Regions from separate parts of the Homo sapiens genome. Here region 2 is linked to region 1. A link is a loop called in an ENCODE intact Hi-C map of the cell type or tissue named here. Cell type or tissue: heart right ventricle. All regions are shown on one strand. Each heading gives the region's core, and the rest is flanking DNA. Links, peaks and the distances in the headings are about the cores only. Region 1 overlaps EDC3 (enhancer of mRNA decapping 3). Region 2 holds the start of CYP1A1 (cytochrome P450 family 1 subfamily A member 1).

Region 1 (7,713 bases), core at 1,510-6,509:
GCCAACATGGTGAAACCCCGTCTCTACTAAAAATACAAAAATTAGCTGGGCATGGTGGCGCGCACATGTAGTCCCAGCTACTTGGAAAGCTGAAGCAGGAGAATCGCTTGAACCCAGGAGGCAGAGATTGCAGTGAGCCGAGATCACGCCACTGCACTCCAGCCTGGTGACAGAGCGAGACTCTGTCTCAAAAGAAAAAAAAATAAAATAAAATAAAGAGAAAGAAATATGGATGAGACTACTCAGGAGGCTGAGATGGGAGGATCACTTGAGCCCAGGAGGTCATGGCTGCAGTGAGCCACAGTCCACACCACTTGCACTCCGGCCTGAGCAATATATATATGTATATGACCAGCCTGACCAACATGGCAAAACCCCGTCTCTACTAAAAATACAAAAACTAGCCAGGCATGGTGGTGTGCACCTGTAATCCCAGCTACTTGGGAGGCTGAGGTAGGAGAATCGCTGGAACCCAGGAGGTGGAGGTTGCAGTGAGCTGAGATCAAGATTGCGCCACTGCACTCCAGCCTTGGGGACAGAGTGAGACTCCGTCTCCAAAAATATATATATATATATATATGTGTGTGTGTGTGTGTGTATATGAAAATATATGCATATATAATGATATTTATATATATGAAAATATATACATATATTTTACATATGTGGGTGAAAAAGCAGAGCTGGATCAGGAAGACAGAATGGGTATGAAAATACAAGGTCAGGATAACACCATTAGCAATATACACAGACAAGGGAAGAACAAAAGAATAAGGATTATCAACGTACTGCCTCAATATTAAATCAAAACATCCTATTAGAAATAGGTCTCTTGCCCAGTGGTCACTCTTCAGTGGGTATGTGTTTCCCCAGGGGTGGACAGAACGATTCACCAGGATGTAGGAAGAAGATACGGAATATTCTATTTATTTTTATTTTAACTAAAAACAGTAGAAATTAAACTTTATGAATTTTAATGTATTGATGAAAACCAGGACCCTTATGAAGTTCCATGCCAGCCAATTGCTGCCCATATTTGAGATATCTGAGGAAAATGTGACATTCCATAACAAGAAGTCTATCCATGCAAGTGGTTATACATCAATTTTTTAAAATTGCAGTAAAATATACATTACATAAAATTTACCATTTTAACCATTTTTAAGTGTACAGTTCAGTGGCATTAAGTGCATTCACACTATACAACCATGCCAATTTTTAACTAAAGCATACGAAAATGAGTATGTGGCTTAAAAAGATACTTGTAAAGAAACTATATGTTAAATAACGATAATACTAATGTAATCATAAGTAAACAAGAAAATGGCAGAACACTTTCCCTATTCCTCTTACAGGCCTTCTTTAGCTAGAATGAGGTTGTCAAAAATTAATTAAATCTATGAAGATGGTCTCCCAAATTATAAAGTATCAAGAAGGTCATTCCAAACATGAATCCACATTAACTATTATGAATTAACTTCACCCTAAGTATATACTCTACATCAAAACTCTGCAAACTATAGCTCATGGGCCAAATCCAACCCACTGCCTGTTTCTGTAAATAAAGTTTTATTGGCGCACAGTCATGGTCTAGGCAAAGTGAAAAGAACACAGAGGATAATGTCTAGAAAATGTACACACGGCCAGGGGTGGTGACTCACACCTGTAATCCCAATACTTTGGGAGGCCGAGGTGGGCAGATTACCTGAGGTCAGAAGTTCGAGACCAGCACTGGGCGTGGTGGAATACACCTGTAATCCCAGCTACTCAGGAGGCTGAGGCACGAGAATCGCTTGAACCCGGGAGGTGGAGCTTGCAGTGAGCCAAGATCGCGCCACTGCACTCCAGCCTGGGCGACAGGGCGAGACTCTGTCTCAAAAAAAAAAAAAGAAAAAGAAAAAGAAAAAGAAAAAATGTACACACAATGCAAAAATGAAAAACAATTCAGTACAGCACAATGGTCAAATAAATAATTCAAAGGTAATAGGAAAGGAGTATTCCTTTTTAAAAATAATGTTTGTTAACAGATGTTCATACCAAATATGCAGAAAATTCTAAATATTCACATAATATTTTGATTTTCTTTTAGTAAAAAATTTGCATCCATCTTATAAAGTTTTGTATCCTGCTTTCTCGCTTAGGAGCATCCTCGAGTTTCATGAAAAAATTCTTCAAATACTGTATCTTACTTTTTATGGCCACATAAATCATAGATCATACCATATTGATATACAGCACATGGATCATACCTACTGATTAACTTTTAAGTTATTTCTCATTTTTGCTATTACAGACTCGGCCCAAACACACTATCTTTGACTACCCTTGCTAAAAAAATCACTCCCATCTGACCACTTACAACAGTGTGCGTTACCACTGACCTAGCACTTATGCTACATTACCTACTTTGTTCTGTAGTTAATCTGTGTTCTTGCTCTAACTTCCCAAGGAGTTTATAAGCCAACAGAGGGCAGGAATGATGTCATTCATACCTGTCACCCAACACTATGCCCAGTTCAGCGTAAGTACACAAAACTCTGCTGAATTAAGAAATAAAAACAGCAATATATATATATATATATTTTTTTTTTAAAAAGCAAACACTAGCCAATCAAAAGTTAGAAGTCTAAAAAGAGGTTATAAAAAAAGGGCAACTTGAGATTAACTACAAGAAAAAGCAATAAAAATCATGCCAACTTTGTTACATGACTGAAAAGGCCAGGAAGATAAAGTTGTTGACAATAATATAATATAAAAGAGTTACGAAGCAAGGGCTTCAGTGGAAAAACTTCAGTCATGTCCAATATGAACTGAAAATGAACTATCCTGGAACTATTACAATGACTGATGAAAATAAGCAGTTGATCAGTGAAGGAGAAGACAGGGTTAAGGAAGCAAAATGGGAAATCACTCCCATTCAGATAAAACCCAAAGCTCCTGAAACCAGGTGACCAAGAATAAAGCTCAGAGGAAACAGGATACAGACACTGCTAAAGAGGAACAGGTAGAGGCACAAAAACAGTTATAGGAGAAAACAGGAAAGAATCTAGAATCCAAAGACCCAAATACTCTGAAGGCAGGTCAGACTTGCCAAATGACACTGGTAGAAGGCCAGTTATCCTGGAACTAAAGTTTGAAAAGCATGAGCTGGCCTGGCGCAGTGGCTCAACACCTGTAATCCCAGCACTGTGGGAGGCCAAGGCGGGTGGATCACCTGAGCTCAGGAGTTCGAGACCAACCTGGCCAACATGGTGAAACCCTGTCTCTGCTAAAAATACAAAAATTAGCCAGGTGTGGTGGCAGGCACCTGTAATCCCAGCTACTCCAGAGGCTGAGGCAGGAGAATTCGCTTGAAGCCAGGAGGTGGAGGTTGCAGTGAGCCGAGATGGCGCCACTGCACTCCAGCCTGGGTGACAGAGCAAGACTCCGTCTCAAAAAATAAATAAATAAATAAAAAATAAAATGTAAAGAAAAAGAAAAAGAAAAGCATAAGTTGCTTCTCTAACCACTAGCCCAGTATTTGTTAGCCCTAAGCAGTGCGCTAACCACTGAACACCAATATGAATGTTCAAAAGCACAAGCTGAGCATCCCTAATCCAAACATCCAAAATCCAAAAATTTCTGAGCGCCAACGTGATGTTCAAAGAAAATGCTGATTGGAGCATTTTGGATTTCTGGATTAGGGATGCTCAACTGGTATGTATTCCAGAAATACTCCAAAATCCTTTTTAAAAAATCCAAAATCTGAAACACTTCTGGTCCCAAGCGTTTTGCGTTAAGAGATACGCAACTTTTATTTGGGAGGAGAGAGTGCAGCATAGAAAGAAAACTTTTGTTCAGTTTCAAAAAAAAAAAAAAAAAAGCTAATAAATAGTACCCACTTCATATCATGCCACATGATGAGGAGCTATTGAAATGCAAAGTAGAAAAGTAAAGAAAACAAACATGACTAGCTGTAAAGTTCGTTCACAGCATGTTGACAAAGTGCCCCACTATAAAGACTAACAGGGTCCACAGTGGGAGACGCCTTAATTCTGCCTTAATGATGCTGGGCACTGGTCATCATTTTCTGGCTCAACTGTAGGACTCTACAAACATAACTTACAACAAAACCCAGAGATGTTGTATGAAGAAGGTTTCAGGTGTTTTCCTGTACTCCTCTAAATGCAGAGTTGATTCATTCATTTGAGACATAGACACTAAGGACTAGCTATGTTCTAAACACTGTCAGGAAAGCAGAGTGTGAAAAATATTTCCCAAGAGGAAATACTGACATCACAGGTCAGTAAGAGAAAGATAAGAGAACATAAAATAAATGCAAGGCAGGCTAATGTGCTCAGTTGTCTCTTATTCTTCCCTTTCCTCATACTTTAATACAAATATTAGGAAGTCCTGAGTGAACAAGCTGTCTCAGTACTTGGCTTACTCATCCCAAAGGGCCTGGCTCTGCATTAAACTGGCCTTTGGCCACTGCGAGAGAAAAGCACTTCCCTTGGAAAAGACAAACAGTCTTCCCAGATTTCTTTACCTTTCAATTACAAGGGCCATGCAAGTACTGCAGGCTGGCTGCCTTCCTGTGCCGTTTTTCTGCCACCCTTTGGCACAGAGGCCCTTTGGCCAGGACAACTTGTAACAAACCCATTGTTGTGTAACCCTCAGTGCCACTTATTTATTGGTTTTTGTCACACACACACTGTAAGTGGGAACTTTGTCCTGCACTTATCACACTAAAGGGTACCTGAATGTTAAACTACAAATGTTTTACTGCCAGATTAAACAGGCATCATGAGAAGGTGCCTGAGAATATATGGGACCTTCTTCTCAACTCTCAAATTCTAGGCCCTGGGTTTTCAAGCCTATTAGATATATGAAGCACATCCAAGGAAGTTTAAAAGTCAAGAAAACCTCAGTAGAACCATGAAAACCTGGCAAAATTCACTTCCTGCCTCAGGTGGTGGGATGACTGTTAAAATGAACAGACCGTTAAAGCCCAACCATACTGCAACAAGATAATATCGACCATCTTTCCATTTAAAAGGTTCAATTCCATCCCTCATTTCTCTCCACCTCCAGTAACAAAGAGAAAAAGGGAAATCAGCACTAAACAGAGGCACTGTCATGCCTATAGGACCACCTCTCTCTAAATATAAATGAGTTAAAGGCCAGCTATCTACTTTGTTTGTTTTGAGATGCAGTTTCACTCTTGTTGCCCAAGCTGGAGTGCAATGGCACGATCTCGGCTCACTGCAGCCTCCACCTCCCGGGTTCAAGCAATTCTCCCTGCCTCAGCCTCCCAAGTAGTTGGGATTACAGGCATGCACCACCAGGCCCAGCTAATTTTTTGTATTTTTAGTAGAGACAGGGTTTCGTCATGTTGGCCAGTCTGGTCTCGAACTCCTGGCCTCAGGTGATCTGCCCACCTCAGTCTCCCAAAGTGCTGGGATTAGAGACATCAGCCATCATGCCCAGCCTCAGCTATCTACTTTCATGTTCTACAGGCAAAAGAGCCTTAACTTAACTGTTAAATTTTTATTCAACTGCATGTTACAATGACTATTCAAGCTCATAGACTAAGATTTCAGAGAGGGATGCCTTTCATCTGCCCCTCATGGTCACCATTTTCAGCTGTGACATGGGATTTGATAAATATGAATTATACCCATACACAGAGCTGCACCCTAAACAAGGCTTGGTTTCCCTCTGCTCCCTGGGACTGATGTTATGTCTATTTGACAAACATTCTGAATGGTCACAGAAAAACTATTCTTTACATGATTCTTTAAACCCACTCCCACCCGAAAAGAGATTAAAATCTGCTTGTGCTAAATCATCAGTGTTGGATTAGCTAACTATTATAAACCAACAAATTCCTCAACTCCTTATTGCAATCCTGAAAGAACACTTAAAAGCCAGAACTGAAGACAGATTATATTTCTTTCTTTCCTTTTTTTTTTTTTTTTTGAGACAGAGTTTTGCTTTGTTGCCCAGGCTGGAGGGCAGTGGCACAATCTCAGCTCACTGCAACCTCCGACTCCCAGGTTCAGGCAATTCTTGTGCCTCAGTCTCCTGAGTAGCTGGCATTACAGGCACCCACCACCACACCCAGCTGATTTTTTGTATTTGTGTACAGACGGGGTTTCACCATGTTGCCTAGGCTGGTCTCAAACTCCTGAGCTCAGGCAACCTGCCCGTCCCAGCCTCCGAAAGTGTTAAGATTACAGGCATAAGCCACCACACCCGGCCGACAGATTATATTTCTATAGCTTCATCAATCTACTAGTCTCAATATCAATGTACATAAACTGGAGAAAATTCTAAGGCAGACCTTTTTACTTACAGGGCTCAATGAGTGGAAAAATAATTATAACTCTACCTTCTATCAGAAACCTATTCTGAGCCACGTCTTATTGCCATTCCCAGGCCACAAACATTTTCCAAACTAATCTGGATTCTACATAAGTTTCTTGAAAAATAGTAACATTTTACTGCCCTATGATCTCTTTACCTCATTTATGTACAGTTAACAATCTAGAAAAAGGAAACTGACAAAACAGCAAAAGCAGAATAACCAAAACCTGGAAGCCACCAAGATGTCCTGCAATAGGTGAATGGGTAAACAAATTGATATATCCACACAATGGAACATTATCCGTCAATTAAAGAAATGACCTATCAAGTCACAAAACGACATGAATGAATCTTAAATGCATCTTGCTAAGTGAAAGAAGCCAGTCTGAAAAGGGCTACATACTGTATGATTTTAATTATGTGATATTCTGGAAAAATGCAAAACTGCAGGGATGGTATAATAAAAAGATCAGTAGTTGCCAGGGGGAAGTGGGGGAAGTTGAACAGGTAAGGCACAAGAGATTGTTTAGGACAATGAAACTATTCTGTTTAATACTGTAATGACAGATACATGATGCTATGTATTTGTCAAAACCCACAGAATTTTACAGCACAAAGAGTGAGCCTTAGTGTTTGCAAATTTTTAAAAATCATTTAGGAGGTTAGAAGATCCCAGGATGGAATGCAGAATGTGATAAAACAAATTAATTGTATTATGAATATATGAAACAAGTCAATGAAGGAAATGGGAGACCTAAATAACTCTAGAAATGAATGGAGTCAGATGAAAGGCAAAAGAAACAGTACGTAAGCACCACATTCTGTTTGATAGTCTCCCACAGGAATGGCGATACAAGTTAATAATTCTGATACCACTATACATGTATACTGGAATTGAATAATTATGTAAAGAATGAATGACAATAGGAGACAGGTTTCTCACTGTTGGAGTGAGAAGTAACAGACAAGCAAAAGGAGAAGGCTAGAAGGATCCATGTGGTAATGGATTAAAGTTGGAGACATCAGTATGAACTCATACTTAGTATAGTACAATATACATAGTTACATATAGAAATATTTAAATATGTATATATATGCTGGTTAAATATACACACATATATTTTCTTTTCTGTGAACTCTGCAGAGAAGTATACACATTTTCTTGCTGTCAGCTATAAGGGTGACACCCAGGAGCAATGAGCATCCCTAGTGAAGAAGAAAGAAAGGAGAAGGGGGGAGGAGGGAGGGGGAGAGGGAGGGGGTGGAGGGAGGAGGAGGGAGGAGGAGGAGGAGGAGAAGCAGCAGCAGCAGCAGTAGTAGTAGTAGTAGTGGTAGTAGTAAGCATCTTTCAGTGTGAGAAAGTAC
Region 2 (7,713 bases), core at 162-5,161, 63 kb after region 1:
CTTAGGGACACTTCCCTGGAAATTTCCAGCTGCTGTCACATGTACCTCCTTTTGAAGAGTGGTCAGATCAATGAAGGAATTTTCCCAGAACCCTCAGTTCTCTGCTGCTCAATCCCAGGATGCAGGAAATCCCACCAGACCCCAGGACAGACTGAGGAAGAGATAGGGGACAGGATGGCCACTTCCCAAACCACATTGCTTTCAGCCCCAGCTCTCTGAGTTCAACTGATCCACAGTTTAAAGGCAGCTGGAGACCAGCTAGATTGAGCTCTTTAGTCAGAGAAATCCAGGCCAGGGTTTTTTTTTGGCTCAATTCTCAATGAATGAACAGTTTGGACCTCCCCCTTTTGCAGGTTACCAGAGAGCAGAGAATAAATGGAAGGTTCCCACTAGGCTGTAAGAAAACCCCAGACTGGAATCAGGGAAATCAGGAATGGATCTAAACTGAAAGGAAACTGAGGCAATACTTTCTCTGTAAGCTTGACCTAAAAAGGGTGTTTAAATTCATAAACCACTCTCTCCAACATATCAGGCATCTCTGCCTGTTACCCTGGACTAGAGGTCAGTAGACCCAACATTCTAGTCAAAGTGATCTTGGACTGCACATTTTACTTTTCTGGGGTCCAATTTCAACATCTGAGAGAGGGTAAGACAAGATCTCTCAGTTCAGAGTACCCAGCTGGATCCAGAGGGAAGAGAAAACCCAGATCTGCTGTGGGGAACCTGACAGTCTTACCAGTTAGGCTCCCCACAGGAGAACCTCACAAGACAGGGAGATGGATGGTTCCTACCACAAGTATTATAGTGGAGGGAGGCTTCCTGGAGGGGCTAAATATCAAAGCACACTAGATCCCTGAGTCAACAGGGGACAGTGCCAGGCTTTGGTGTGCTATGGTGTCCCCTTCTGCACAGTGGGTATCCCAAGGACCTGCAGCCTTTGTAAGATGGTAGGAGGCCAAGGGAGATGTGACTGGTGAGTTTTTAGGGACTGGTATTTCCAGCTCCCTGCAGTTGGCAATCTGTCACCCTGATTGTCTCCCAGCAAAGGACAAAGAAGATGGTCAATGAGATAGGAAAGGCCTGGGACTCCTGCACAGATCTGCCTCTATTGTCCCAGCTGTCTAGGACATCTCAGCACTGACAAGCCACCCTTAGGAGGGTAAAATCTGCCAGGGGTAGCTTCTTAGGCTAGGGCAGGGTACAGCTGGTAAGAACCCAGCCCACCCCCTCCATCCACCCTGTCCACCCAAGGAGAAGCCCCTGTCATCAGAAAGCCTGAGGGAGGGGCTGCACATATTCCAGCCTGCCAGGTGGCCTTGATGGGGAAGCCCCAGGGTAGGCAGGGAGACACTCACTAGGGGATGGAGCTGGAGCCTGGGTCCTGAAGTCCTGAATGAGATGCCATCTGTATCTAGAGGTCTGGTACCAGCTGTGGGACCATGGGCAAGTCCTCCTCTTCCCCTGGCCTCAGTTTCCCCACTAGGGGGCTAGACTGCCTGGTCACTAAAAACACTCTGAGCCTCCCTTTTTGGAGGTGCTAGACAGGTAGCTACCTAAGAAGTCCTGGAGGCACCAAAATGTTCCTTTTATTGGGAGAGAAAGGGCAAGCCAGAAGTCCCCCAGCAACTCACCTGAGGTACTGAGCTGAGCTGGGAAGGGTGGACTCTTGGAGCCTGGGATCACAAGGATCAGGGAAGGTTCCAAGGAACTGTCACCTTCAGGGTGAGGGTGAAGGCACTGCCACCTTTATAGGCGGGCTTGTACGTGTGGCCACGCCTCCTTCCCTGGAGCGAGCTGAGATGGAGGGAGAAGCAGCCTGAACCGGGCTGGTCTCTCTGGGATTGGAGAGAAAGGTGGCGGAGGGCGGCGGGGGTGGGGGGTCGGGTGGGCAAGAACCCACTATGGGACACATCTCGGTGCCTGTACATAGAGGGGTGAGGGCTGGGAACACCTGGAAGTCCCAATTCCAAGGCGTCCCAAGGGCAGTGCAGAACCCAGCCGAGGAGGGGGCTTGAGGGAGAAGTCCCAGGACAGCCCGAAGAGAGGGTACGGGAAGCTCCATCCTGGGGCGCGGGGACTCCTCTTCGTCATTTTTGCACCCACTGGAACGCTGGGCGTGCAGATGCCTCCCCAGCGCTACAGCCTACCAGGACTCGGCAGGCGGGGGCGGGGCTGCCCCGTGGTGACCTCCTTCCCGGGGTTACTGAGTCCCGGCTCGCGTGAGAAGCGCTGCGACCCCAGCCCTGAGGTCACGGGGGCCGGAAGGCCAGAGGCGCCGCGGGGCTGGACCTGTCCCCCAGAGCCCGGGCGACTAGCTGAGGTTCGCGCCTCTTGATTGAAGGATCGGAATGGATGGCGAAGGGGCAGGCTCGCTGAGCGCTCACTAGCGGCTCCTCGCAGCCTCTAGGATCGCCTTAGTGCTGATTGCAACGCGCGGTCCCTCCAGCCAGGACCCACCGGCCCTTGAGGGTCCCTCTTGGCTCCCGGGGTGGCTAGTGCTTTGATTGGCAGAGCACAGAAATCCGGCGGCGGGGGGCCACGGAAAGACTCGGGCCCAGGGACCACGGAGGGGGCACCTGGCGCGGAGCCCCCACCCTACCCCCGGCTAGCTTGCGTGCGCCGGCGACATCCCTCTAGGGGGCAGAGGTCAGGCGGCCCGTCCCCGCCCCACCTGGCCCGGAGGCGCGGTGCCCAGGCGTTGCGTGAGAAGGACCGGAGGCCCGCGCAGCCACCCAGCCGACCCATTCCCCGGCCCGGCGCGGGGGCTCGCAGTCACGCGAGGGGGGAGGGAGTCGGGGCGGGGCTCTTAAAGGGCCAGCCTCGCGCGCGGCGTGGGGTTGGGGTGGAGGGAGAGGAACTGTCGAAGGGTGGCGGGTGCGCGATTGAATAAGGGGATGCGGTGCAAAGGGTCTAGGTCTGCGTGTGGCTTCTGCCTGCGAGGAGAGGCAGCCTGCATGTGTCCGCATTTTCGGTCCACGCCTGTGGCACGACACGAAGCCCCAGTGCCATTTGGCATGGCCTAGCTGCCTGCCTCCGACGCTGTCCCGCCCTCCGGAACCTTCCTGTTACAGGGTTTCCAGGAAAAAAAAAGTTGTATTTGCGTGCCTAGCTCAACCTGGCCCCAGCTAACATCGTTACGCGCCATCCCCGACGTGCTCCCCAACCCGGTGGCACCACCATCCGTCGCTGGTCCAGGCCAGAAAATAATCCCCTCACCTCCCATTCCGGTCATATGCGGCCTCGTGCATTGCACAAATATTTACCAAGCAACTACTATGTGCCAGGAGCTGTTCGGAGGCGCTGGCGATTGACAGAGAAGGGAACACAGCTGACAGCACTCCTAATCTCGTGGAGTTTACATTCTGATGGAAGGAGACAAGTAATATGCCCCAAATCTAGAGAATGTGAGAGGGTAAAAAGTGCGGTTGAAAAAAATTAAACAGAAAAGGCGTACGGATTATGTGAGGGCAGATTGCAATTCAAAACAAGGGGGTCAGGGAAGGCCTTGCGGAGAGAGGCAGGAGTGTGGAGTCAAGAATCAATGTGCATAGATATCTGGATAAAAAGTGTACCTGGGCAGGTGCGGTGGCTCACGCCTGTAATCCCAGGACTTTGGAAGGCCGAGTCGGGAGGATCGCCTGAGGTCAGGAGTTCAAGACCAGCCTGGCCAATATGGCAAAACCCCATCTCTATCAAAAATACAAAAATTAGCCGGGCATGGTGTTGCTCACCTGTAATCCCAGATACTGGGGCGGTGAGGGGGGTTTGGGGGGAGTGGAGTCAGGCAGGAGAATTGCTTGAACCTGGGAGGCAGATGTTGCAGTGAGCTGAGATCACGCCACTGCACTCCAGCCTGGGTGACAGAGCGAGACTCCATCTCAAATAAAAGACTGCAACTGGCAGAGGGAATAAGCAAAATCAAAGCCTCCCGCCACCCCCCACCACAGTGGTTCTTGAAGGACCGAGCAGTACCAGGGATGTGCAGAGGTCATGTGACTGGGGAGTTCTCCTGGCATGTAGTCCAGGGGGATGGGATGCCCATGAGGCACAGCGCCCTGCCGCATGTGCAGGGAGCACCCCATTGAGAGACATGAGACTTCCTCTGTGCGAGATAGAGACATGGCTGGGGTGTAAGAGAAGCAAGGTCACTCGGGCTACTGTGCTAAGAATAGGAGGCACATTTCTCTGCTTGGCATCTGCTTTGGCATCTGTCCAGCTCCACTGCCACAACTCATCCAGGGCCCATCATTGCTCCCTGGAGCACTTAGCCTCCACCTAGGTTCCCATTTGCCTTTTGCTCCGTCCAATTACTTCTCCATCCTGTGGCACCCAGAGTGGTCCTGTCAAAAATGCAAAATCTCATTCCATCACCACCTTGCTTAAATTTCTTTGGTAGCTCCCACCACTCTGAAGGCAGGAATAAGAATCTTTAGCAGCTCTCCCTCTCCCTCTCCCTCTCCCTCTCCCTCCCTCTCCCTGTCCCCTCTTTCCACGGTCTCCCTCTGATGCCGAGCCAAAGCTGGACTGTACTGCTGCCATCTCGGCTCACTGCAACCTCCCTGCCTGATTCTCCTGCCTCAGCCTGCCGAGTGCCTGCGATTGCAGGCGCGCGCCGCCACGCCTGACTGGTTTTCGTATTTTTTTGGTGGAGACGGGGTTTCGCTGTGTTGGCCGGGCTGGTCTCCAGCTCCTAACAGGGAGTGATCCGCCAGCCTCGGCCTCCCGAGGTGCCGGGATTGCAGACGGATTCTGGTTCACTCAGTGCTCAATGGTGCCCAGGCTGGAGCGCAGTGGCGTGATCTCGGCTCGCTACAACCTCCACCTCCCACCCGCCTGCCTTGGCCTCCCAAAGTGCCGAGATTGCAGCCTCTGCCCGGCCGCCACCCCGTCTGGGAAGTGAGGAGCGTCTCTGCCTGGCCGCCCATCGTCTGGGACGTGAGGAGCCCCTCTGCCTGGCTGCCCAGTCTGGAAAGTGAGGAGCGTCTCTGCCCCACCGCCATCCCATCTAGGAAGTGAGGAGCGTCTCTGCCCGGCAGCCCATCGTCTGAGATGTGGGGAGCGCCTTTGCCCTGCTGCCCCGTCTGGGATGTGAGGAGCGCCTCTACCCAGCCGCGACCCCGTCTGGGAGGTGAGGAGCGTCTCTGCCCGGCCGCCCCGTCTGAGAATCAAGGAGACCCTCCGCCTGGCAACCGCCCCGTCTGAGAAGTGAGGAGCCCCTCCGCCCGGCAGCCACCCCGTCTGGGAAGTGAGGAGCGTCTCCGCCCGGCAGCCACCCCGTCCGGGAGGGAGGTGGGGGTCAGCCCCCGCCAGGCCAGCCGCCCCGTCCGGGAGGGAGGTGGGGGGGTCAGCCCCCCGCCCGGCCAGCCGCCCTGTCCGGGAGGGAGGTGGGGGGGTCAGCCCCCCGCCCGGCCAGCCGCCTCGTCCGGGAGGTGAGGGGCGCCTCTGCCCGGCCGCCCCTACTGGGAAGTGAGGAGCCCCTCTGCCCGGCCACCACCCCATCTGGGAGGTGTACCCAACAGCTCATTGAGAACGGGCCATGATGACAATGGCGGTTTTGTGGAATAGAAAGAGGGGAAAAGCGGGGAAAAGATTGAGAAATCGGATGGTTGCCGTGTCTGTGTAGAAAGAGGTAGACATGGGAGACTCTTCATTTTGTTCTGTACTAAGAAAAATTCTTCTGCCTTGTGATCCTGTTGATCTGTGACCTTACCCCCAACCCTGTGCCCTCTGAAACATGTGCTGTGTCCACTCAGGGTTAAAGGGATTAAGGGCAGTGCAAGTTGTGCTTTGTTAAACAGATGCTTGAAGGCAGCATGCTCGTTAAGAGTCATCACCACTCCCTAATCTCAAGTACCCAGGGACACAAACACTGCGGAAGGCCGCAGGGTCCTCTGCCTAGGAAAACCAGAGACCTTTTTTCACTTGTTTATCTGCTGACCTTCCCTCCACTATTGTCCTATGACCCTGCCAAATACCCCTCTGCGAGAAACACCCAAGAATGATCAATAAAAAAAAAAAAAAAAATAAGGACATGCTTGAAGCCTCCTCAAACCACGAGCAATAAATCCATCCTGCACTCTTGAAAAAAAAAAAAAAAGTATCTTTAGCAGAACCTACCAGGCCTGCCTGCCTCTAGTTCTAGTGTCCCCTACCTTGAGTCTCAGATAAAACATCACTTCCTCTGGGATGCCTTCCTGGATTCTCCCCCCAGAAAATTATGTTTCTCCTGGTCGCTGTTTCCAGCACTTCTCCACGGTAATTCTTAGGACACTGGATACTTGCTATAGCCCCGACCCAACCTGCCACTTCTTTCCGTATGCTCTAACAAGGAAAACCAACCTGCAGGAAATTGATCTGATAAGCCAAGTCCAGGCAAGATATTAATAACTGGTAAAGGAATTAGACACAGCTATACTATACACAGGCCAAATGGCAAGAGAGATGTTGAATCCAAAGTGCTCATGCTATAATGGTGGAATTTAGGCAACAGAACAGGCAGGAGACAAGGGAGGTATTGCTGGGCTTTCTCAGCACCCTTCCAATTATTCTACTCTCTGCATCTTTGATTCAGTCTGAGGAGCTTCATGGTACCCAAGAGAGGTCTGTCCTTCAATCCTAGTTGGAGCTAGAGCCACAGAGAACGAGCCTGTGTGGAAGCCATGGCAAGGAAGTGGAAAGCAAGGCACTCCTAGATCCTCCAACATGCTCTGCAGCACAACCTCTTCTTCAGCTTCCCAGGGTCCCCACCAATGCCCCAGCGCTGGAGAATCATGGCAGCCTGGTCACCAGGGCTGGAAGACCAACTAGTGCTAGGGCTCCCAACCAGGGACCCTTCTCTTGATAGAAAGTGCGTTGCTTTGCTTGCATTATCTAAGAGGCTCTTGACTCCTCAAAAACTCATTAGCTAATAAAACCAATTCGTCTCTCACTTCTTAGGTGGAGAGATGGGTGCCAGAAAAGAAAAGGCCCAAGTACGCATGGCAAATCAAAGCAGAGCCTAGAACTCCAGCTTCTTGCTTCTAGGCCAGGGCCCGTCTCACCATAACTTATCATCCCAGACTATGAGTGAAGCCCCAGGGGGCCAAAGGTAGACAGACTCAGCCCCTGGGCCAGGGCCCCTCACCTCTCCACACCCCTGGACTGGTGCACTGGGGTTACAAGAGATGTTGCACTTCTCATCACCAAGCCGTATCTTGGCTAACAGTTCACAATAACAGGAAGGGGGCCCACACTGAGCACTGGGCAGAGAAGGAGGGAGTCAGGCAGGAGGTTAGAGGACCTTGGCCTGGAGCTGAACACTCATTCCTGGGTCAAAGTTTGCATGCCTTTGCGTGAGAAGCTCTTTGGCTAGGATTCCCTAGTGATCAATACCAGGAGCAGGGGCAGAAGTGCTGGGGAGGGGAAAGGGCTCTGGGCTGGAGAGATCGAGACAGCTGAGAGGCCTTAGCCCAGCAAAATCATCAGCCTAGGGCTTTCAGTGAGCCCTGCTGAAGGCTGTGGGCAAAGGGGACTGGAAGACAAGCAAGATCCACAGCAAACCCCTGCCCCATGGTAGAGATGGGAGTCATACCCTAGACAAGTCCTGTGATGAGTCTGGAGATGCTGCAGGAGCTGTGAGGAGGCTGGGGCAGGAGGGGTGTTAAAGGGATGCTCCCCGGAGAGTGGAGAACTAGAGAAGGCCCCTGGAGTCTAAGGAGCATAGGAAGGGCATTC

Evidence for each region. A loop is a pair of places that touch in the nucleus more often than their neighbours do. Peaks named below come from ENCODE experiments on the same cell type or tissue, not always from the same donor. Only the 100,000 strongest peaks of a DNase experiment are listed, where the experiment ranks them.
Region 2: it touches region 1 in a loop (2.1-fold over the local background); 2 of 110 quality-filtered maps call a loop at or near these places.

What each region holds. Positions count from the first base shown.
Region 1 is chr15:74,659,855-74,667,567 of GRCh38, forward strand. All of the region lies in intron 3 of EDC3 (enhancer of mRNA decapping 3), which reads right to left. Among named protein-coding and RNA genes, the nearest start is that of EDC3, 32 kb to the right of the region's middle. In heart right ventricle, for the core only: no CTCF peak of the experiment used is centred there; a DNase peak (open chromatin) is centred at 4,567; H3K27ac peaks cover 1,304 bases.
Region 2 is chr15:74,723,810-74,731,522 of GRCh38, forward strand. It overlaps CYP1A1 (cytochrome P450 family 1 subfamily A member 1), which reads right to left and starts at 1,719. Exons shown (of 7, transcript NM_001319217.2): 1 at 1,632-1,719. RefSeq lists a promoter at 1,427-3,331, a cis regulatory region at 2,182-3,556, enhancers at 2,208-2,231, 2,264-3,463, 2,602-2,624, 2,699-2,713, 2,762-2,785 and 1 more and silencers at 2,276-2,556, 2,276-2,451, 2,296-2,375, 2,447-2,556, 2,556-2,715. In heart right ventricle, for the core only: no CTCF peak of the experiment used is centred there; DNase peaks (open chromatin) are centred at 2,175, 2,792 and 4,202; H3K4me3 peaks cover 1,935 bases; H3K27ac peaks cover 1,879 bases; H3K27me3 peaks cover 714 bases.